Regions from separate parts of the Mus musculus genome. Here region 2 is linked to region 1. The links are chromatin contacts, found by Hi-C or POLR2A ChIA-PET in ENCODE. All regions are on one chromosome and are shown on one strand. Each heading gives the region's core, a stretch centred on a gene start or an enhancer-like site at or near the end of the contact. The rest is flanking DNA. Distances are from core to core; before and after follow the strand shown.

Region 1 (6,457 bases), core at 2,493-4,992:
CCCCGCCTCCCCTTTTCCTTCCTGCCTTCTTTGATGACTATCATTCACTTTGATGGTAATTAATTCCTTCCATGCCATGCAGACACAGCATAGCCAGATTCTAGATTTTATTCTCCAATTCTGGTGCCCTGAAGGAAGAGAGGCAGTGTGGGCACAAGCCAAGATGCTACCCACAGAGTCTGTCTCTGGTTCTGTGATTCATCCACATTAAATGGTGAGACCCTGGCCTTCACTCTCTTCAGACACATCTCAAAACCCAACTGTGGGGAAATTTTTACTTGAGAAAGTTTAAATTCATTTCAGGACAAAGCGCCAAGCTTGAGAGAGTGAGGACAACATAATACCCCAGTTGAGGGATGAAGGACGAGTGTGACATCTATGCAGCGAGAAGAGAAAACATGAGGAAGAAAATGTTTCAGTAAAGACAACAATGTGTGCAAAGAATAAAAGATGAGTGGGCAGACAGCTTTATTCATCTTCAACACAGCCTAGCCTTGAGGACGGTCTAAATACTCTCCAGGTGACCTTAATGTGTACCCAAGGTTGAATCAGACCATCGGTAAAACAAAAAGGGTCAAGGAGAAGTGATGCTGAGGGAGTCACCTCAACAGATCACAGGGGTCTTAGAGGACCTTACATTTTCTTCTCTGAGCACTTGGAAACAAAACATTTTCTTTTCAAGGAAAGGATGACCGGATTAGACTTGTATGCATCAAACCATTCCTCTTGTGGACAATGGATTGGTACTGGGGCTGTGTATAAGACAACCAGTTTAGAGGCTCTTACAATAATAATTCAGGCAAGAGATAACCACAGCCTGAAGTTGAGCTAATAGAAACAGGGGTGAAGAGAAGGTGAATTCCAGAGATGTTTAGCAGGTAGAAATGCTTGGGCTTGATGAGAGACTGGCTGTGGGAGGAAGATGTCAAAAACCACCTGCTGTTAAAACAGCTGGGTGGAGGATGCCTCGCTCACTAAGATAGAGATCTCTGGGTGGAAGGCATCAAACACTGGGTAGAGGCCAGTCTGTGGATATATGGGTGAGAACATCAGCCTGGGAGCTGGTGAGCTTGTGGTACCCGTGGGACATCCAAATGACACCAGAAGACCACAGATAATAACTTAGACTTAGGAGAAACCCCTAGATTGAGGACAGAGATTTGGGGATCTGCTGGAAAGGTTGAGAATGTGTGAAGTTACTCAGAAGTGAGTGGGGAGTGAGAAGAGGCAAGTGTGTCACAGGAACTCAAGTTATTCTCTCAGCTAGGCAGCCCTAAACCACCAAAGGCAATTCCACTGCATGCTGAGCTGACTTGTCCTGGCTAGTCCTCTTCAAATCTCCAGCCAGTAGGAACACCTGCTGCTGGCCCATGTTATTCCTGTCGCTATCAATCTAGTGAAACCAACCTGGTATGCACTGAGGGAACTGGGTACTTTGGACTCAGATGCAGAAAGCCACTTTAAATTCCAAGTTCCGGTTTAGAGTTTCCTAAACATACTGGGAGTTGTGTGATTGACGTCTGAGCTATTTTAAAGGATGCAAGTCTAAATCATCCGAGAATGGGGATATTTAAGAACTAACTCAAGGACCATTGAGATGGCTGAGCAGGTAGAGAGGTGCTTGCCACGCAGCCCGACAGCCCATGTGCAATCCCTGGGATTCATATGGTAAGAGGAAAGGACCAACTCCTCTGAGTTTTCCTCTGATCTCCACATATTTACTGTGGCATACATATGTCCACAATACACAAAATAAATAAATGTGATCAATAAAATAAACACCAGCCACCTCAGTCTAACGTCTTCTGAGCAGTAGCAGAACTTGCTTGCCCTGGGTGAGGAAGGCTAGGGAACCGCTCTAATTCTACACTTTGGATCACTGGGACTTTATCTCTGGCTTTCAATCTGGATGAATCTACATTACCTGTTCTACCTCTAATTAGAAGCAACATTTGTTGCATTATGAATAATGATGGCAGAGAAGTTTCTTTTATGTCTTACAACAGCCTATAAAATAGATTACGTTCCATTTTAAAGGTGAAGAAACTGAGACTTGAACTAATGAACTTGACCAAAATTTAGCTCTACACCACATATATATATATTTATTTATTTTATAGTTATTATTTATTATAAGTTATAATTTGTTATAATCTAAGTTCAAATTCCATCTAGCCTCCCTAAGTACCTTTTACTTCTTTCTTAAAGGACCTCTGGATCAGCCTGAGCAGAGAGCTACAGGAGACAGAAGGAGGGTCTGAGAGAAGCCCCGAAGCTACTCCCTGGTAGCTCCGTGTTTGTGACTTTACCTTTTGCCTTCAGTCCCTTCTCAGTACAGATCATACGCATCACCACCAAAGAGGCTGACGAAATTTGTCGGGAAGGAGGGGAGACAGAGTTGTCTGGGCCGTGGCAGAGTGCTCCTCCAGCATGTATAAGGCCCTGGGTTCAAACCCCAGCAATAAAACTAAGCAATTGTAATCTTTTTTTTTTTTTTAAAACAAACAGATTTATTTATTTATTTATTTATTTATTTAATGTAAGTACACTGTAGCTGTCTTCAGACACTCCAGAAGAGGGAGTCAGATCACATTACGGATGGTTGTGAGCCACCATGTGGTTGCTGGGATTTGAACTCCGGACCTTCAGAAGAGCAGTCGGGTGCTCTTACCCACTGAGCCATCTCACCAGCCCCAGCAATTGTAATCTTAAACTACATATTTTTTTTTCTTTTAGTTACATCTTCATAGATCTGTGATTGGGAAACTTAACTAGGGAAATGTCTGTGGTGTTCTCTTCCCCATCTTTCACGAAAGGCAGAGAAAGAAGTAGGTGGAGGTGCCTAGAAGGTAGAGTGGGTGGAACTTGTCGGGGACAATAGGATTATTGGTTCCACCAGTTTATTATTCACTAGTCACTAGAATTAAGCATAATAATAGTTTGCATTTATATAGTATGTTCTAATTTATAAAGGGCTTTTATGACATTATCTCATTTGATCCTACTGACAACTTTGTAGACAAGGCATGTATAATTATCTCGTTTTATAGTTGAGAAAAAACAAGACTTAGAGAAGTTAAATGAATTGTATGTTCAGTGATTAAACTAGAAACCAACTGTTCTTACTTAGAAAGCTTGAACTTGACAAAGGTCATTAAGCTACACTTAGCTTGAACCCCACGGAGGTCAAAAGCGTTTGCTTTTAAACACCATGTTCCACTAGTCCTTCAACAGGTATTTATTGTGTCTTGTTTTCTTAGTTCCTTGCTCATTCTAAATATAATCCGCGTGCTTTTGATGAAGCAGGTACTCATTAATGAAAACACAATTGCGTAAGGCTTCTAGAAACTTCTCCATACCTCAGCAACTCATTTGACCACGGAAGCAAACACAAGCCTGTGGCCTAATCGCAGAGTCCCCACAAACACTAATTGCATAGAAGATGAACCAAGCAATGACTGAGGCACAGCTCAGAGACTGTCACTCAAGACCTCTCAACCTTTGGGCACTGGGCTCATGAAAAGCTGCTAAGAAGTCATTGTGGTAGCTCCCAGCCAGAAGCCAGCGCAAGGTGATGAAAAAGCTTTTACTCCCAGGAGTCTGTGTGATTCTCTTCTGCTGCGTTAGCCTTTCCCTTTAAAAACTGGTAGCAGCTGTTGGCTGTCTTAGAAATTGTCTAGCCTTAATAGAGCACATCAAAAAGCGCCCCGTGGAGCTGGACCCCTGGGGCAGCTCTGTAAATAGCACCTGTGACGTGTGACTCGGAGAGAGCCAGAAAGCCCTGCTGGCTCTTCTGCAAGCCCGTACTGTGAAACCTGGAAAAGACAGCCTAGCTACAAGCGTCTCACACCGCGGGGTCTTCTGACTCGCTGGACAGTTTCCTCTCTTTCTTCTCCTCTCCCCTGCTTAGTTCTCTCCCGGCTCGTTTTATCCGTCCAGTCTGTCAGATGATATTGTACAAGAGTCCAGACCGAGCTCGCCTGTCTATTTATAGAAGCCAGTCCTGCCACTTCAGCCCCGTAGGGAATGAGTTTGGTTCTGGATTATGTCGCATGTGAAAATGTATTTATTCCCAAACGCTTCAGCCCCACCCTCGTTCCATCACATCAAATACTCCTCTTAGAAGGACACACCCTGCTCCTAGGTTCGTTTAAAAAGTGTTTGAGATCACAAAAGTAGTTCAGACTAGTTAAGAGTGTCACAGACTATATAAATGTACAGATAAAAATTGATTTTTAAAAAAATGTCTCAGGTTCTTGCTCCAAGGTAAAATTTTTAATGACTTTAAAAATGTTTTGTTTTCACTTTTTTTTTTTTTCCCCAGCTTGGAGGTTTGGTGAAATGACTTATGGGTAGGGTGTTGATAGTAAGACTGGAGACTCAGCCATGATAAGTCTCCTAGGCAAAATCAATAGGTTATCAGAAGAGGAAGAGGAAGGAAATGAACACTGATCTTTCAGCCTGGGTGAGAGAGTTCTCATAGAATAATTCAAGAGTAGGCTGAAGCACAGAACTGGGAAAGATCGGCTGAGCGTGATAGTGACTAGTGCCAAATACTGCCACTCTAGAAGCCACAGTTACAAATGCTCCACGGCCCTAAGATAGCCTCCCAAATCCCAAACTTCCACTTTAGCATCTCAGCAGCTACGAAAATTCAAATAGACTGACTTGCCCCAATGCCTAAAGACCAGCAGTCAACGCCCACGCTCCACGTGGTAGAAGGAGAGAACTAACTCCTGTAGGTTGTTGTCTTCTCCATACTTGCACCCTGGAAACACATACACACATACAGAGCAAACAAATACGATAATTATATGTGTGTGGGGGGGGGGGGTGCGGGGAAGGTGCAGGGTGCGAGGGGGTGGGTGATGGGGAGGTGCCTAAGCCTTAAGACCAAGGAAAGACAGATTTGTTTTGTTTTGTTTTGTTTTGCGCTTTGAGTTTTGAAACAGGACTCCCCTGGGTAGTTCAGGGTAACCTTCAAGTAGCTATACTGCAAGCCTGCATCACCACACCACACTCCAGTCAAACTTTTGATCCATTCTCCCTTGGCACTGTTTACTACTGCTGTTGCTTTCCTCACTGCTATGCGCATAACCTGGGAAACTTTAGTTGGGCACCTGACTGACAAGTCCCACTGGTTTTCTTCGTTCTTAGCGCAGAATCTGACAGTCTGCACTTAAGTAGCGATAATAACACCGGTTCTTCCACACCTGGAGTGAGGCTAGGGCAGCACTCAGCCTCCAGTCGGGCTGACTTCAGAGAAGCAAGGTAATTGCTGCTGCTTTACAGGCTAGGCTCCCTGGAGATCCTGATTTACCGGGATTGTGCCTCCTGCGAGGTTTTGATGGGCTAATGATTGAGGTGTCTGCACTTTTCTTGCTTTGTAATGATTATGGGTGAAAAGCAAAACGCTCTCTTAGTGCTTGCTGCCCTATAGTTATTTTATTTCAGTTTAATTTGACATTTTAGATTTTTAATACTGGCTTAATTACACACCAAAGTTTAAATTTTCTCACCATCATCCGAAGGATAGAATGAGGGAAGATTAAGAGAAAAAAAGGGAAAAGAGACAAGTTTCTTTTTTTTGTTTTGTTTTGTTTTGTTTCATTTTGTTTTGACAGGGTTTTTCTGTGTAGCCCTGGTTGTCCTGGAACTCACTCTGTAGACCAGGCTGGCCTCCAACTCAGAAATCCGCCTGCCTCTGCCTCCCGAGTGCTTGGATTGAAGGCGTGTGCCACCACACCTGGCTATAGTGTGATATACTAATAATGACAATAAAATAATAATAATAAATAAAAGACTGGTTTCCATACCTAACATTTGTAAGTATGTTTCCTTATTAGACAGACAGACAGACAGACAGACAGACAGACACACACACACACACACACACACACACACACACAGGGTAACCCCAGGGATCCCAAGTTCTCTCTCTCTCTCTCTCTCTCTCTCTCTCTCTCTCTCTCTCTCTCTCAGGAGCTAAATGAAGACAGTGTTAACTGTTCTGAGGAGGCAGTCATGAAAAAGCAAGGCAAGTTGGCTGAGAATCTCAAAATTATACCAGAGTGACATCACTTGCATATCATCATCAAATTTTTCCCCCACACTGGCATCTCATATCCTGAGTTATAAATACACCAAGAAAAGATCAGGCACAAATGGACTAAACTTACCAAAGCCAACACACACACACACACACACACACACACACACACACCTCACATACACCCTAGACAGCCTTTTCCTCATTCTCACTGAGAAATCTAACTTCAGTGTACTGGATGCATCAGATGATTGAATGCATTATCAGTTGTGAAAGAAAAGAATAAACTTTCAGGGGCTGGAGAGAAGGCACAGTATTTGCTGCCAAATCTGATAACCTGAGTTAAAGCCCCAGGATACACACTGTACAAGGAGAGAATAAACTTCAATGGGTTGTCCCCTGATCGCC
Region 2 (6,457 bases), core at 2,558-5,057, 38 kb after region 1:
CCTGGAACTCACTTTGTAGACCAGGCTGACCTCGAACTCAGAAATCCGCCTGCATCTGCCTCTGCAGTGCTGCAGTATTCTTTAGATAAATGGGTAACATGGTGAATGAATTACATCTTAGTATGTTGCTTTTCTGTTTTTTGTTTGTTGTCTTGTTTTTTTGAGACAAAGTATCACTCTGCAGCTCAGGCTGGCCTTGAAGTCATGGCAGCACCCCTACCTTAGCCTCCTGGGTGCTGGGATTGACTTTAAGTGTAACTAGAACACAAGCTTTGTGGGGTTTGGTCTCAGGGTTATTTGTTGTTGTTGTTGTTGTTGTTTTTTGTTTTTTTGCTTTTGTTTTTGTTTTTTGTTTTTTTGTTTTTGTTTTTTTCGAGACAGGTTTCTCTGTGTAGCCCTGGCTGTCCTGGAACTCACTCTGTAGACCAGGCTAGCCTCTGCCTCCCAAGTGCTGGGATTAAAAGTGTGCACCACCACTGCCCGGCTTTTTTTTTTTTTTTTAAATAATGGAGCACAAAAAGAACTAAAATTTAAAAGCAAATGGCTTACCCTTTGAAGTCTGTTTAAGGTAGCAAAATAAGCAGCATAATATTTCTGTTTTTAGCTCTGATATAGTCTCTAATTTTAGCAAGAACCGAGGCCTGAAATATTATGCTGAAAGCATTGCATCCTTATACACAGACGATTAGCCCTTCTCATAACAACCATCTTTAATGTGTTTGTCTTTAAAAATGAATTATACATTAGGTAAACACTAAAAATGTATCAGTCTCCTACTTACTTTTATGTGATGCCTATCTCCCCAGTGTGTTCTGTTAGAACAGAATTATAGCTTTATTTCGGTACATGAGGTCTCTCTCTTTCTCTCTCTCTCTCTCTCTCTCTCTCTCTCTCTCTCTCTCTCTCTCTCTCTCTCTCTCTCTCTCCTTCACTATGGTCTTCACAATTATAAAGACTGGGCTACTACCAAGCTGTAAGACCAGACTATTCAGGTTTGTAGAGATGGCTCAGCAGTTCAGAGTACTTTTTGTCTTCCAAAACGACAGGATTCAGTTCCTAGCACACACATGTTGGCTCACAACCATCTGTAATTCCAGTTCTAAGGGTTCCACTGCCTTCTTCTAGCCTCTGTGGTGCACATGCACACGTGCAGGAAAACATTAATGCACATGTAATAAAATAAATAAATCTATTTATTACTGTTTTGACTTTAGTCAGTACGAATTTGTCAGAGTACTTAAACTCAGTGTCTCTCAGTGTAAATGATCAGAGGGGTTGGAGGGATGGCTCTACAGTTAGCAGCGTGTGCCTCTCTTCCAGAGGAGGGGTGTGTATAAGTTCAATTCATAGCAACTACATGAAGGATCACAAACTTTGGTAACTCCAATACCAGGGGATCCAATGCTGTCTTCTGGCCTTCACAGACACAGGAACACAGGTGGTGCATAGACATACATGCAGGGCAAAACACCTGCACATGTAAAGTGAATAATAGTAAAAAATCAAACAAACTAAAAAATGTGGGAGGTAGTAGTACTATTTCAAGTTATTCTTAGAATTTAAGAAAGTGAGGCATATAACATACTTAGCACAGTGTCCAGAACATAGTGAATGCTAACAGAACTGTTGTTAGTTATTAATTATAGTTACCATAACAGGGGATTGAGATTGTTAAGAAATGTGTGAGCATAGCTGGAGACATGGCTGTCAGTAAAGTGCTTGCCTTGAAAGCATGAGGACCTGGATTCAATCACCAGCACCCAGATAAAAATGTGTGCATCTGTTACTCTAGCACTGAAATGGAGGACTACAGAGAACTTCTGGAGTTTGCTAGCCAGCCGCTCGTGCCAACCAGTGAGCTCTAGGTTCAGTGGGGGATCTTATCTCAAAAAAGTAACGTGAGGAAGTGAATGAGGAGAACTCCTAGCATCAGCCTCTGCCTTCACGTGTGTGGCCACATGTACGCACAGAGAAATGTGTGAGAGCAAGATTTGAACATGGCTGAAAACTGAGTACCAGCATCAAAGGAGCAAGCGCTTTTGAGGTTTCCTAGTAGGCCAGTATCAGACACATCAGCTGTGTATTTAGTCAAGGTACTTGGATAGTTTCCACATTTACTGATAGAATATTCTCAAGAGAAGCGTGCTTGCTATACATAAAAACTGTCATGTTGCATGAGTATACGTACAAGAATGTAATGTGGGTCATGAAATGCTGTGGAGCCTTGATTTGAGTAAGAGCTGGAGAGTCTCCTCTGCTCTTACTGTGAGGATTATCCTATAAATGTTCTTACTGATAGTAGCAGACATTCTTTAGACATTAAAAAAAAACACTTTTATCTGTTATTTATTTATGTGTGTTTGAGTGTGAATGTACCACAGTATGAGTGTAGAGATCAGAAAACTACTATGGGAATCCCATTTTGCCTTTCATTCTGTTGATCCAGGAGACGGATTCAAAGGGTTGTTTAAACTTGATTAGTTATTGGAATTTCAGCACTTGTTGTAATTTCTATCAGGACAGAACTTGGTTTACAGAATTGATGTCAACAGTCTCATAGTGCAGCTAGAAGATTGCCACTAGCACTTAAGTGTGACCTTAGTAAGTTTTATCAATTCTGACAGTTTCATCCCTGTGAGAAAGGGATAGTTATTTATCTAAAAGGATGTGAGGATGAAACATTCGTAGCACCTGCTGCCTGAGGTATGTTTTCTATTACATAATGTATCAATGGAAAAGATTTAAAATTATAGTGTGTATTGGCACTGGATTGTCTTAGTGGGATTTAAGGTTCCCAACTAATGTCAGAGTTAGCATATAATTACGAAATTAGTTTCCTCCCTTCACACATAATACCCAATGTACTATAAAACATTTCCTCTTGAGCACATTTGGGGAGCTGGAGACAGGGTTTTTTCTTATGAAATCCCTGCGGTCCTGGAACTTGCTCTGTAGACCTGGTTAGCCTTGAACTCTGCCTCCTAAGTGTTCAGATTAAAGGCATGCGCCACCACCCCAGGCTCTGGAGCACATTTTACTAACACCGCTGACCAGATACCGACAGATCAATTTATCGCGTTGATTCTAGAAAGCGTTTCCACAAACACTGTTTTAGAGGATGGCCGAGCGTGCAGTTGTGCAGTCAGGACTTAACAGCTCTTAAAGCATGGTTGCAATGACCGGAAAAGGCGCGCAACCCAATTAGTTCAACTCCTCTTTTGGATTCCTTCTGCCACGCAGATTCAACCCTGGAACTCCGTTCCACATTAAACCGAATTGCCTTGATTCGTTACGAAGGGTGGAGGGACAGCTCTAGAAATCCAACAGTCAGGGACGAGCAGCCGTGCGGTCGCAACCTACCGGAGGCTACTGTGGCACCCCCCACCCCCCGGAAGTTTTTGAGGCTCCAGTTACTAGGTCTGGGAGTCACCTTGACCCTCCCAGAAAGGTGGGGAAAGTCCTGGCCGGAGACAGAATGAGTGAAACCAAAGACAGAGAACACTTTCGTGAGCAGAAGACGCCCTCACGTTTTCCTGTTCTCAGAGGTATCTAAAGACCGAGAGTTTAAGGGTGACAAGAGCAGGTGGCAGAACTCCGCCCCGTACTCGCTTCCCCACCTTCAGCGAGCACGCTGCACACTTTCCTTGAGATCCCGCCTCTCAGGCGCGCGCGAAGAGTTGCTGCGCAGTGCACGCTGGGAGTTGAAGTTCAGGAGTAGACAGCCATCCCGGGCTAATCAGTTGTGGCCTACAGGCCCCATGGTGCCGTGCGGCGCAGGCCGCTCCCGGATGTGTGCTTGGCGCCGGAAGAGAAGGCGGCCCCCCTCTCTCGGCCCGGCCATCTTGTGGGAAGAGCTGAAGCAGGCGCTTTTGGCTCGGCGCGGTCCGCTGCAATCCGTGGAGGAACGCGCCGCCGAGCCACCATCATGCCTGGGCACCTACAGGAAGGCTTCGGCTGCGTGGTCACCAACCGATTCGACCAGCTATTTGACGACGAATCGGACCCTTTCGAGGTACTGAAGGCAGCAGAGAACAAGAAAAAAGAAGCCGGCGGGGGCGGCGTTGGGGGCCCCGGGGCCAAGAGCGCGGCTCAGGCCGCGGCCCAGACCAACTCCAACGCGGCGGGCAAACAGTTGCGTAAAGAGTCCCAGAAAGACCGCAAGAACCCGCTGCCCCCCAGCGTCGGCGTGGCCGACAAAAAGGAGGAGACGCAGCCGCCGGTGGCGCTTAAGAAAGAAGGTAAAGCCGGGCGAGGCGGTGGGGAGCCCGGGCTGGCGGGCAGGACGGGGGCGTGCGCCGCCGCTTGCTCGTGCAGGCGGCGGGGCCGCAGAGCCCTCGGAGCCCCTTCACGGTGCGGGGAACGTGGCTGGTCCCAAGTCCACGCCGCTCTCTCGGTCGCTTGCTCGCTCGCAGGCTCGGCGGGAGCCTTCCTTCCCGCCTCGGGCGGACGGAGCGTGCTCCGAGAGGGCGGCCCGGGCGTTCCCGCCGATTCCTGCCGGGCGCTAGCCTCCTGGCTCTAGGCGCTCGGGAAGCAGCGCGGGCATTGCTTCCTGCCCGGCGGGCTCCTGGCTGCCGCTGCCTGCTGTGGGCTCCTGCCCTGCCATCTTGTCCCACAATGGCGCGGACCCTCAAGGAAAGGCCCGGGCTCAGAGTTTCCACTTGGGCTGCGTCTCCGTTTGGGGGTCCCTGTTAGAGTGGAGGGAGGGAGGAGTTGCTGTTTGGGTCCCACGTGTGTGTTTTGTGTTGTGCCCTTTCGCTCTTACGTTAGAAGAAGTTCCTGTAACTTACTGGCGAGAACTAAAGTGTTGGAGAGGAGAAGAATTTAGCCCCACTCATTTTAGAGGGAGTTCCGAATAAAAAACTGGTCATTAGTGGAACCCATCTCATGTCTCCATCTCTTCTTCCAACTAACTCCCTGGAGCCCCCAGGTCATAGGGCTTTGCTTGTTCTGGGCCTCGTGGGCGAAATGAGTGCCCAGCCTGTCATGTCCCGGCAGCAGAACTCAGGCTGCAGCTTTTCCTCCGCACGTGCGTAAAGCGTGGTCGGGTCTTCATTGGCGGCTAATGGTCTCTTCAAGGGCACTAGAAGTTTCATAGTTGTTTTGATTTTAGCATTCTTCTCCATTACTGGCTTATTGTGGATGAAAAGGCAAAGCAATTAGGGGCTAAAAAAGTGAAAAATCAATAGCGAGTACATATAGAATAACCTGTGAATCTTTAAAATTGGTATTATGTTAAAGTGCCTCTCAATGCCACGTGCTCATGAAAGGAATTGTTTCTCATTAGATTGTGTTAGGTTTGAAGTTTTTTGGGGGTGGTGGTGTCTTTCAATGAAGGCTTAGAGTAAAACATCCAGTTCCTAGTAGATTTATAAAAGGGAAGAGTTCTATTAATATATTTGGAAGCATAGTCTGGAGTGTTAGAAAACATCACTTGGGCAGAAGTACTGAGCGGATTAAGCTTCTTGACATTACATAGTTGAATAAGACATTTAATTTCTGTGTTAGGGACACTAGATAGTGTTATTTAAACTACTAAAATTTACCTCCTTTATGACTGTAATTCACAGAAGTACATGAATAAGTTGAGTAAATAAAACACATCACATAGATGAACTCAAAAAATGGTCAAAACATGAAGCATGATTTTAAATTATTCAATTTTCATCACAAAGCCAATTTATGATCTTGCCTGTAAACTAGCATAAGTCATCAATGGAGGACATTTTTATTTATAGCCAGGATTACGTTTGTCATTTACTTCAGAAAACTTTTTCACAATAGTAGTCAACCTTTTTTTTAGTTACGTCCAAGTCTTCCATGGGTTGTACTGGGTATTGAACTTAGAACCTTGTCCTTGCTGGGGAAAATTTTGCATTACACATCTCAAACCCTTAGATCACTCTTTAAAACCAGAGTTGATTTTAAATAAGGTTATATATACATATGGGGAAATTTTGAATAAAACTTCCAGTTAGTGCTGTGTGGTGGTGGTTGGTAGACTTGTAAACAAAGTACCTATCTGTAAGAGTGGAAACAATTGTTAACCTATGGTGTGTCCTGTGTCTCGGGAACACAATGCTGGAATGTAATGTTTTTCTACATAAATTTTGATGCATTTGTCTATTTGAAGAACTTGAATTGGCAAAATGTCATTAAAAGTAGACCAGGTTTTTTGTGTTTAGCAAAAAAAGAAAAGCAACTCTGGATATTAGTGCAGTTAAGAAACTCATGTATCTGGTAAGTACAGTAAAAGAACCTTGTATGCTTTTTAAAAAATTTTTTTTCAGTAGATGAATTTATATTTTGTGGTAAAAGTGGCCGAACCCAGCATTTTGCAAACTAAGTGAAAGTAGCTCTCACTGAGCTACACTCCCAACCACTTGATGAGTTTAGTAAGTTTTTTTCTGATTATGTAGGCCTCATACTGAATATTGGGTGGGGAAGCAAGCCATTGTTC

Evidence for each region. Hi-C counts contacts between places; a loop is a spot of excess contacts on that map. ChIA-PET counts read pairs that join two places held with the same protein, here RNA polymerase II (POLR2A).
Region 2: a map of heart shows a loop between it and region 1 (4-fold over the local background). The contact joins the promoter of Serbp1 here to the enhancer-like site in region 1. A Hi-C loop is called at or near these places in 10 of 37 maps with a recorded cell type or tissue (T-helper 2 cell, gastrocnemius, heart and 1 more). POLR2A ChIA-PET finds 5 or more read pairs at or near these places in 3 of 5 experiments (all embryonic stem cell).

Annotation. Positions count from the first base shown.
Region 1 is chr6:67,225,074-67,231,530 of GRCm38, forward strand. No RefSeq gene overlaps it. Among named protein-coding and RNA genes, the nearest start is that of Serbp1, 39 kb to the right of the region's middle. Within about 2 kb of position 3,743, at least 1 of the 3 ENCODE cell types and tissues checked has a DNase peak (open chromatin) inside an H3K27ac peak, as active enhancers do; it is heart, where a contact is called at or near this core.
Region 2 is chr6:67,263,172-67,269,628 of GRCm38, forward strand. Serbp1 (serpine1 mRNA binding protein 1) reads left to right here and starts at 3,808. Exons shown (of 8, transcript NM_001113565.1): 1 at 3,808-4,238. The coding sequence starts at 3,926.